Regions from separate parts of the Mus musculus genome. Here region 2 is linked to region 1. A link is a loop called in an ENCODE intact Hi-C map of the cell type or tissue named here. Cell type or tissue: left cerebral cortex. All regions are shown on one strand. Each heading gives the region's core, and the rest is flanking DNA. Links, peaks and the distances in the headings are about the cores only. Region 1 overlaps Fxr2 (fragile X mental retardation, autosomal homolog 2). Region 2 overlaps Polr2a (polymerase (RNA) II (DNA directed) polypeptide A).

Evidence for each region. Hi-C counts contacts between places; a loop is a spot of excess contacts. Peaks named below come from ENCODE experiments on the same cell type or tissue, not always from the same donor. Only the 100,000 strongest peaks of a DNase experiment are listed, where the experiment ranks them.
Region 2: a loop joins it to region 1, with 2.3 times the contacts of the local background. A loop is called at or near these places in 7 of 42 quality-filtered maps.

The regions. Positions count from the first base shown.
Region 1 is chr11:69,643,876-69,649,253 of GRCm38, forward strand. It overlaps Fxr2 (fragile X mental retardation, autosomal homolog 2), which reads left to right. Exons shown (of 17, transcript NM_011814.2): 7 at 1-79; 8 at 4,930-5,100; 9 at 5,275-5,353. Among named protein-coding and RNA genes, the nearest start is that of Sox15, 8.5 kb to the right of the region's middle. In left cerebral cortex, for the core only: no CTCF peak of the experiment used is centred there; a DNase peak (open chromatin) is centred at 2,156.
Region 2 is chr11:69,735,302-69,740,679 of GRCm38, forward strand. Polr2a (polymerase (RNA) II (DNA directed) polypeptide A) reads right to left here. Exons shown (of 29, transcript NM_001291068.1): 20 at 4,956-5,180; 21 at 4,578-4,824; 22 at 4,126-4,226; 23 at 2,147-2,251; 24 at 1,881-2,063; 25 at 1,474-1,677; 26 at 838-1,024; 27 at 600-713; 28 at 349-498; 29 at 1-265. Among named protein-coding and RNA genes, the nearest start is that of Polr2a, 21 kb to the right of the region's middle. In left cerebral cortex, for the core only: no CTCF peak of the experiment used is centred there; no DNase peak of the experiment used is centred there.

The DNA.
Region 1 (5,378 bases), core at 200-5,199:
GGGTGATATGCATTTCCGAAGCCTTCGCACCAAATTGCTGCTCATGTCCCGCAATGAAGAAGCTACTAAGCACCTAGAGGTAAGTTCTGACTGCTGTTTCTCACCCTGAATAACAACGGCCTTTCCTTTCTAGTTTTCTTTTGTGTCTGAAACACATAGAAAAGGCTACTAGGTCATTAGTCCTGTGTGGCTAATTTATTTTATCATCCTCAGAGGACAGTATTCTATTGTGGTTTGGTATGGATTTAAAAGGCTTGGTTTCGCCGGGCGTGGTGGCACACGCCTTTAATCTCAGCACTTGGGAGGCAGAGGCAGGCGGATTTCTGAGTTCGAGGCCAGCCTGGTCTGCAGAGTGAGTACCAGGACAGCCAGGGCTATACAGAGAAACCCTGTCTTGAAAAATAAAAAAAAAAAAGGTTTGGTTTTGTTTTGTTTGTTTTAGTTTTTTGAGACAGGGTTCTCTGTATACCCTTGTCTGTCCTAGAACTCAACAAGAAATCCACAGATCGCTGACCCTGGAGTGCTGGGATTGATGGCATGCACCACCACTGCCCAGCAGTGTTGTTTTGAACAGGGCCTCACTGGTCTTCTGGCCTGGAATTCTTAGGGTTTTACTGCTGTGAGCAGACACCATGACCAAGGCAACTCTTATAAGGACATTTAACTGGGGCTGGCACTGGTTAGTCCATTATCATCAAGGCTGGAACATGGTGGCATCCAGGCAAGTGTGGTGCAGGAGGAGCTGAGAGTTCTACATTTTCATCAGAAGACTGGCTTTTTCTAGACAGCTAGAAAGAGAGTTTGAAAGACCTATTCCAACCAAGGATATACTTCCTAATAGTGCCACTCCCTGGGCCAAGTATATACAGACCATCACATTTCACTCCCTGGCCCCATAAACACATGAGTCTTTAGGGGAACATACCTACACATAGCATAAAAAAACATACATTTAGTCTCAACAGTGTTCAAAGTTTCTTCTAAAATTCATTCAGTCACTTAACTGTAATTTCCAAAGCAAGGCAGAAAATAAGCTAGGCAAACTCCACATTGGATCTCCATGTTTGATGTCAGTGTGGTCTTCAGATCTCCAACTCCATTCATTCATTCATTCATTCATTCATTTATTTATGGGTTTTTCGAGACAGGGTTTTTCTGTATAGCCCTGGCTTTCTTGGAACTCACTTTGTAGACCAGGCTGGCCTTGAACTCAGAAATCTGCCTGCCTCTGCCTCCCCAGTGCTGGGATTAAAGGTGTGTGCCACCACGCCTGGCTTTTTTTTTTTTTTTTTTTTAATTTATGTATAAGTGTTCTATTTGCATGTACACACCTCATGCCAGAATAGGGCATCAGATCACACTATAGATGGTTATGAGCCACCATGTGGTTGCTGGGAATTGAACTCAGGACCTCTGGATGAGCAGAAAGTGCTCTTAACCCCTAAGCCATCTCCAGCCCGCTACTGCTGCTCTTGGTGATCATCCCATGGCACTGGCATCCCCAATATGCTGAAGTCTTCCACTGCAGCTAGTCCTCTCATTGGTTCTCTTCATGGTGCCATGACCCCTTCAGTTCTGGTCTGTCAGCTGCAACGGAGGCTGCACCTTCACCAATGGCCTTCTATGGCCTTTCTCAGTGCCAAGCCTCAGCTGCTCGTCATGACCTCTTCATGCCTTCAAAACCAGTACCACCTGGGTGACTCTTACACATTATGAAGTACAGCTGCAGCACAAGGTACAACCTTGGCTAGCTCTGGAACACAGCTTCTTTGTGCTCTCAGAAAACACTTACCAGAAGCTTTCACCTCACCTCAGTGATGCTGGCCTCTTCTTTAATCAACACCAATTTCTTTCTTTTTGGGGGTGGGGGGTTGGTTTTTTGGTTGTAGCCCTGGCTGTCCTGAACTCCCTCTGTAGACCAGGCTGGCCTTGAACTCAGAAATCCGCCTGCCTCTGCCTCCCAAGTGCTGGGATTAAAGGCGTTCGCCACCACTGCCCGGCCACCACTAATTTCTCAGCGCCAGATCACCAGCATCAATTGACACAGTAGTCTATTACTTTTGACTATAAAGCCAGATATATATAGCCGAAGCTGCCTAAGTTCTGCTGTTTGCTGGGGCTGGAACATGGCCCACTTGTTCTATTACATCATCACTGGCTTTCTGTTTTCTAACAACTTCACTGTCTAGTTTGGCTATCCTGGAACTTGCTCTGTAGATGGACATTGGACTCAGATCTCCTGGGATTAAAGGCATGTACCACCGTGCCTGAACCTAAATTTAGAAGGGTGGGATCTTGCCCCAAGGTCACCACTCCCTTAACTCAATATCTGAGAACACAGGATTCAGTTTCATTTCACTTTCTGGTGCCCCTTTAATACTTGAACCATATATTTTATATTTTTCCTTTCTCGGCTTGTTACACTTGTTTAAAATGGTTATCATGAAGCTTAACTAGAGAACAAAGTCTATGATGGGAGTTTGTTTCTGAGACCTCCTTTGTTAATGCAATTAATCTGAGTCTTGCACCTTAGCCTCAAGCAGACAACGTCAAAAAGTATGCACATTCTTTAACAAAATACCACAAAACCACTCTCTAGGCCACACATGGAAATTGTCCACTGAAACCTCTTGAGTTAGGTCGGCACAGTTCAGATCAATCTCCGTAATAAAAGTCTTCTTATTCTACTACGAGATTCTACTACGAGAGCCCAGTAAGCCCTGTTTAAAGCCTTGTATTGCTTTCCAAATCCAAAGTCCCCAAATCCACATTCTGATAAACAAGGCCTATTACCGCTATACCCCAGTCCCTGGTACCTACTACGTCTGTCTTTTTGGTTTTTCGAGACAGGGTTTCTCTGTGTAATCCTGGCTGTCCTGGAACTCACTCAGAAATCCACCTGCCTCTGCCTGCCAAGTGCAGGGATTAAAGGCATGCGCTAAGGCGACTCTTATAAGGACAGCATTTAATTGGGGCTGGCTTACATGTTCAGAGGTTCAGTCCATTATCAAGGCTGGAAATGGTGGCATCCAGGCTGGCATGGTGGAGGAGGAGCTGAGAGTTCTACGTCTTCATCTGAAGGCTGCTAGCACAGTCCTGGCTTCCAGGCAGCTAGGATGAGGGTAGTAAAGCCCATTCTCACAGTGGCACACCTCCTCAACCAGGGCCACACCTTCTAATAGTGCCACTCCCTAGGCCAAGCATATACACACCATCACACCAGGATAGCCTCAAACTCAAAGGGGTTGCCTGCCTCTGCATCTCAAACACTAGGATGGCAGGTGTGGACCACCTTGCCTGGCTGTGCTCTGCTTGTTGTTTGGTTTTTAATCATTTTATTTTATTTTATTTTATTTTTTTTTAAGATTTATTTATTTATTTATTACATGTAAGTACACTGTAGCTGTCTTCAGACCCTCCAGAAGAGGGAGTCAGATCTCGTTACGGATGGTTGTGAGCCACCATGTGGTTGCTGGAATTTGAACTTCAGACCTTCGGAAGAGCAGTCGGGTGCTCTTACCCACTGAGCCATCTCACTAGCCCTCATTTTATTTTCTTAAGTAAGGGTGTTTTGGGTTGGTTTGGTTTGAGACAGGGTATCTTTGTGTAGTCCTGGTTGTCCTGGAACTCCAATCCAACTGCCTCAGCCTCCCAAATGCTGGATTCAAAGGCATGTACCACCACTGCCTGGTTTTTTGGTTTTGTTTTAAGATATCCTAGACTGGCTTCGAACTTCAAACCTTTTATTTATTTTATTTTTTAAAGATTATTTACATGAGTACACTGTAACTGTCCTCAGACAAACCAGAAGAGGGCATCAGATCCCATTATAGATGGTTGTAAGCCATCATGTGGTTGCAGGGAATTGAACTCAGGACCTCTGGAAGAATAGTTAGTGTTCTTAACTGCTGAGCCATCTCTCCAGCCCAAACTTCAAACTTTTTTTTTTTAAATATTTATTTATTTGTTTATTATATGTAAGTGTACTGTACCTGTCTTCAGACACTCCAGAAGAGAGCATCAGATTCGTTACAGATAGTTGTGAGCCACAATGTGGTTGCTGGGATTTGAACTCAGGACCTTTGGAAGAGTAGTCGGCGCTCTTAACCACTGAGCCATCTCACCGGCCCCCCCCCAAACTTTTTATGTAGCCAAAAGTGACATTTAGTTTTTGATCCTTTTGCCTCCCTCCATCTTTCTGGTGCTGGGATTGCAGGTGTGGCCGCCAAATCTGTTTTTTTGTATGACCGAAGGTCTAACCCAGAGCTTCCTGCGTGCTGAGCAAGCACTCTACCTGCTGAACTACTCTCCCAGCCCACAAGTTGTCTTTCCCCCTTCTGTACACAGGATGGAGCACAGGGTCTGTTGCTTACAAAGCAAGTGTCCCTCTGTTGAGCCTGGAGCATGTAGCTCTTGAACATGGTGCACATTCACTCATGCAGGAAAACATGCATGTACATAACCACTTTCTGTCAGCCTGTCTAACCCGCCTGCTCGTCTTCTTTTTTTTTTAAGCAGAATAAGCATGGATTTATTAATAAAAAGAGAACTCCTGAGAGTGGGAAGGGCTCAAAAGAGGAATACCATTTGTACTACTTTGAGATTAAGCAGGTCAGCTGTAAGCACTTGTCAGAGGATAGATCAAAGGCACAGTGTGTGTCTTGGTAAGGATCAGTTAGTGTTGGAACCAAATCTAGAACTTTGGTGGCTTCTAGTTCAAACTGCCCTCATTACAGTCCTCACTGCTCACAAGCCCTGGCATTTAAAGGTGCCTGCGGTTTCCATGGAAGTTTCAGTGGCTAGGCAAACTGCAGGTGGTTCTGGTTTTCTTTCATAGGAGTTTTCTTCACACATTTAAACGATGAGGCATCCGGGCCATGTGTTCTGAGATTTCACCTCCAGGGTCTCACAGTGCCTTTTTCCTTTCAGACAAGTAAGCAGCTGGCAGCAGCCTTCCAAGAGGAGTTCACAGTGCGAGAGGACCTGATGGGTCTGGCGATCGGAACGCACGGTGCCAACATCCAGCAGGCTCGGAAAGTGCCCGGAGTGACTGCCATTGAGTTGGGTGAAGAGACCTGCACTTTCCGAATCTATGGGGAGGTCAGCAGAGATTGGACTATTGGGGCCTTTGGGTGACAGAGGGGATTGAGGCTAAGGTGGAAAGCAAATCTGAAGTTATGGTGACCTTCCAGCCTGACTTTGGTGACAGCTTATTTCTCCAAAGTCAGAATGGCAGGGAGATCCGGATTCTGTTTTAGTTTACTTTTTCTATAGACACCAGAGGCATGCAGACAGGCTCGAAGCTACCTTGAATTTTCCGAGGACTCTGTACAAGTGCCCAGGAACCTGGTTGGTGAGTTTGAGTGTGTGTGTAAAAG
Region 2 (5,378 bases), core at 131-5,130, 91 kb after region 1:
GTTGGGGAGTAGCTAGGAGAGGTTGGGGAATAGCTTGGAGAGGTGGGGGAGTAGGAAGGAGAGGTTGGCGAGTAGCTAGGGGAGGTGGGCGAGTAGCTAGGAGAGGTAGGGCTGTAGTTGGGACTGGTTGGAGAGTAAGATGGAGAGGTTGGGGAGTAGGAAGGTGAAGTAGGGGAGTAGGAGGGGCTCTGGGGTGTATAGCCCCCAGGGGAGCGTGGCTCATAGGCTGGTGATGTCGGTGAGTAGCTGGGAGACATAGCACCACCTATAGGAAAAGACAAAGGGAAATAGTGGTGAAGAGCCCGGCATACAAACATGGAGGAAGGAGGAAATGGTGTAGCAGCTCACCTGGTGAGGGGATGTATGGGCTTGAGGGTCCAGGGGAGCCCGGAGAGCCTGGTGTGGGAGACCATGCAGGGGAGTAACCTGGGCTGAAGCCACTGGCATCAGATGCAGCACTGGGAGAGAAGCCGGCCGCTCCTGGGGTCATCCCGCTCCCTGAAGGAAGAACAGGTGCGTCAGCAGGAGCTCTAGCACCCCCTTCCCCAGCCCCAAACCCACGAAGTCCGACGCTTCTCTTCCTGGACGAGGCTACTCACCAACACTCGGGGACCAGGCACCATAGGCGGGAGTTGCACCCTGGTTCCAGGGTGTCATTGCAGGAGATATTCCTCCCATCGGACTGGGTGCAGAGCCAAAGAACATGCCGGTAGCTGCAAAGAGCCCAGAGTGGTTTATGAGGAGCAGCACTCGGGGCTAAAGGCACGCACTCCCTTGTATGTCTACCCTTAAGCATGACCCAGCCAGCTTGACACAGCTGAAAGCCCACACACTCACGTCCAGCAGCCCCCAGGCCAGGGATATTGGTGGGGATTTCCATGCCGTATTTGCACTTCTCAGCATCAAGCAGGAGGTCAAAACAGCCAGTACCAGCTGGAGCGAGCTGGCCCAGCATAATATTCTCAGAGACTCCCTTCATCGGGTCACTCTCCCCATGTGCTGCTGCTTCCATAAGGACATCCACCTGAACAACCAGAAGAGACATTAATCTCCCTGCCCACAGCACCCATCACCCACAGCACCCATCCTGCCCAACAATCAACAGTGGAAAGCAGTGCCAAAGGCCTGCACGCTCACTACTGAGACAAGCTCCCTTCTTTCAATCTACTCAGGCATGGTTAATCCCAGCACTTGGGAGACACAAACAGAAGGAACTTTGTGAGTTCAAAGCCAACCTGGTCTCCACAGTGAGTTCCAGTTAGGGCTACATAGTAAGACCCTGCCTCTCCCCTACACAAATGATGATAAAATAAGCCTGTCCTTAGTGCTGGGCATGATGACTCATGCTTACCCTTCAGAGAGCTTTAGTGACAGGACAGGGTTCCTGGGGATTACTAAGAGTCTAAGGCTAGGAAAGGCCCAGTGAAGTCCTATCTATCTCTAAAAACCAGGCCGGGAAAAGGTTGTCAGTACCGTTTCCTCAAAGGAGCATTTCATGAGCGGTCCAGTGTCCTGGCGGTTGACCCCATGACGAGTGATGGCCATCAAGTGGCCACGGCATGTCATAGTGTCACACAGGAGCGCCAAATGCCGATAATTGACATAAGAACCATCAAAGGAGATGACATGGTACAGTTCTCGCTCCAGAGCCTTCCGCACAGCCTCAATGCCCAGTACCTGCCAGAGTTGAAAGGAAGTCACACCAAGTTAGCTCAGTTCATCTCCCTGATCCGGTCACTACCCAGACTGGCAGGGAGGATATCGGGGGCAGTCCATCCCAAACTAAAAAACCAATGGATCCAGACAGAAAGCCTAAGCATGGAAACCATGAGCGGGGAGTTCCTAGAGAGACTTAGGCATCATGCTCTGTGGGCTCTCACCGTGAAGATCTCCACAATATCATTGGACGTGGTGCGCACAGGGTCTACATCCTTCTCACTCAGCACCCGCATCAGGCTCACACCATCCGTCTCTAAGATCCATTCCTGCAGGGCCTTGAACTCCCCATCCTCTGTGATGATGATCTTCTTCTTGTTGTCTGTCTGAGGTAAGTGCATGTACACCTGGAGAGACGAGGCAAGCTCTAGTCAGGCTGAGTAGGGGCAAGAGCAGGCGGGCAGGTGGCCAGAGTAGAACGGATGCTGACCTTGCTGATCTGCTCGATACCCTGCAGGGTCATATCTGTCAGCATGTTGGACTCAATGCATCGCAGGAAGACATCATCATCCATTTTATCCACCACCTCTTCCTCCTGCAACAAGAGTGAGGTCAGTAAGCCTGTGATTTCCTCTGTTCCCTCCCCAAACTACAATTGGCCAAGAAAGAATTGCTTCCTTGTCTTCACTAAAGCCCTTAGCTTTTATGACATTAATATATTTTTACTTTTTGTTTGTGAGTGTTTGTTTGTGTGTATGTCTGTGTTCAATTATGTGTCTGGAGTTGGGAATGAAACCTGGGTCCTCTGTAAAGACTAAGAATTATTAATTACTTAATTACTGAACTGGGCGTGGTGGCACCCGCCTTTAATCCCAGCACTTGGGAGGCAGAGGCAGGCGGATTTCTGAGTTCGAGGCCAGCCTGGTCTAAAGAGTGAGACAGCCAAGGCTACACAGAGAAACCCTGTCTCAAAACAAACAAAACCCAAAAAAGAGTATTCTTAGCTGTTGAGCCACCTCTTTAGTCCCTAGCCTCCTCTTTTTAGCTGAGGATAAACTGGTTCCTGAACCCCATCCTGCATAGGAATGAAAGGTGTTCATACAACAGAAGAGGCACTACACCCTACAACCAAAATGCATTTTCCACTTTTAAAAAGTATTTTAAATTAAACTAATTGTGCTGGGATTAAAAGTTGACTTTTTTTTTTAAAGAAGAGTTTTATTTGTGTATGGGAATGTCGTCTGCATGTGTCACCACGTGTATGCAGTGCCCAAGAGTGGCTAGAAGAGGGTATCAGAGTCTCTCTGTAAACCAGTACCAGGGAACTGGGAATTAATGAACTTGAGTCCTCTGGGAAAGCAGCCGGAGTTCTTAACCAGTGAGTCATCTCTGAAGCCCCTACATGCACACACACACAAATATGGAAGTCACAGAACTCGCAATAAGAGTTATCTCTCTCTCAACCATATAGGTTCCTGGGACTCAAACTTAGTCCATCAGGATTGGCAGCAAGAGCTTTTGCCTGCACAGTCCTTGTGCAGTGTCCCACACACTGTGCAGTATGTACTTGTGCATAGTGGAAATATAGTATAATTTATCAAGATTTATTACTTTCATAATCATTTTCTCTATGCCAGGTATTGTAAAGCACACCTATAATCCTAATAACGGGGAGATGATGGCAGAAGATCAAGAGTTTAAGACCAGGGCTGGAGGGATGGCTCAGCAGTTAAGAACAATGGCTGCTCTTCTAGAGGTCCTGAGTTCAAATCCCAGCAAGCACATGATGGCTTATAACCATCTGTAATGAGATCTGATACCCTCTTCTGGTGTGTCTGAAGACAGATATAGTGTACTTACAGATAATAAACTTTTTTTTAAAAAAAGATTTATTTAAGACCAGAAATATGAGTTAACACTGAGGAGCCAAGAAGCGGCTGGAGAGATGGCTCAGTGACTAAAGACATTTGGGTTTGGTTACCAGCACCTACATAGTGGCTCACAATCATCTGTAACTGCAGTGCTAGGTGATAAACAGCCTCTTCAGTCCCCCACGGGCACAATGGATCAATTCTGGTTGGCCCGGAACTCAACAGACCCAACTGCCTCTATCTCTGAGTACTGCCAAACAAAACCAAACTTAAAATTCTTGCTGTACTTATACAAATAAATATTAGGTCAGTATTAAAACTTGTTTGTTCTAATTAAGTGGACTTATAGTAACTGACTCTCCCTAATGCTGAGGTACAGGCATGCCTGTTTATTGTTTCAAAGACTTTTTACTCATTAATTTGGACTTTTCCTTCTTTAACTACCCAGCTGCAACTCTCTCTAAAGTAACTCCATTCTCCCACCATCTTGACTTGAAGTAGCTAAGATCAGAATCACCTAACTGCAGATGCCACACACTGGTAATCACAGCATTACATCCCATTCTATTTTATTTCCCCCGGGTCTCAGACCATTTACCTCTTGCATCTTGTTTTCATCACTGTTCATGATGCGGATTCGAAGGACCAGCTTCTCTGCATTATCATCGTTGAAGATACAATTCAAATCATCGCCAAAACCTGGTAGGAATAGTAATGCCCATGAGAAAGAGTACATTTAATAGACTGTCTGTAACCTCAGTGACATGAGGGCACGAGGAGACAGAGACAGGTGGATGGATGGAGCCTAGAGATTCACTGGTCATCCAGCTCAGACAACACAGTGGGTTCCAACAGCCAAACCAAACCCAAAACACCTTGGGAAGGGAAGGAAGGAAGTACAGAGAGGACTTGAAGGGTTTAATGATCCTGAAAAGGACCTGTTGGAGAGCAGAGGTGTTTACAGGTGACTCTAAGGACTCCAATAAAGTGACCATGAAAGTAGTAGAAACCTAGGTGGGACATCCATGTGGGCTGTCTACTCAGCCTTACCTGCATTGATTTTCTCAGCAATCTGTTCCATGGTAAGCTTCCGGTCAGTCATGTGCTTTCGGTCGAGCTCCACACGCAGCAGCCAGGGAGATATCCGGGCCACGTCAAAGTCGGGCATCTCATAGTACACATTCACCCACTCCTGATCTTCTGCCACCACTGTGCTCTGGGGGTTAGGGTCATAGTAGATGGCTGTATTGGCAGTCACCTTCCTCAATGTTGTATGTTCCAAGCGGCAAAGAATGTCCTAGGAAGAGACAGTGACTCATGACATGGTACTGGGGTCACTGGGCTTTTGGCCTAGTGAACTCTTCAGAGGTATCATCATTTCCTGATCCAACCTGTTCTTGCTAGGCAGTCCATTATCCTGATTCTTACCTTGGCTCTTTCAGCATCTCGTGCAGATTGACCTAACAGGAAGACAGTGAGTGAAGGAGTCTTTGGCTTCTTGGAAATGTTGATAAGCTCCTTAAGTCGAGGCACACCCAGCGTCACATTCTTGGCAGATACACCAGCATAGTGGAAAGTGTTCAGGGTCATCTGAGTGGCAGGTTCTCCAAGAGACTGAGCAGCCAGAGCTCCCACCATTTCTCCAGGATGGGCCTATAGGAAAACTGGCATCAGACAATGTCTATCTTGCAAGTCATGGGATGCAGTTAGGGTGAGCCTATCTGTTAATTATAAAGGGACTTGGGGAAGATGAGTGTAGCAAAGGAAAGAACACTATTTCCTTTACAAGGGCTTCAGTTTTTAACCTATCACTATGCATCACTTTGGAATATGCTGAACACCCAGAAAAGA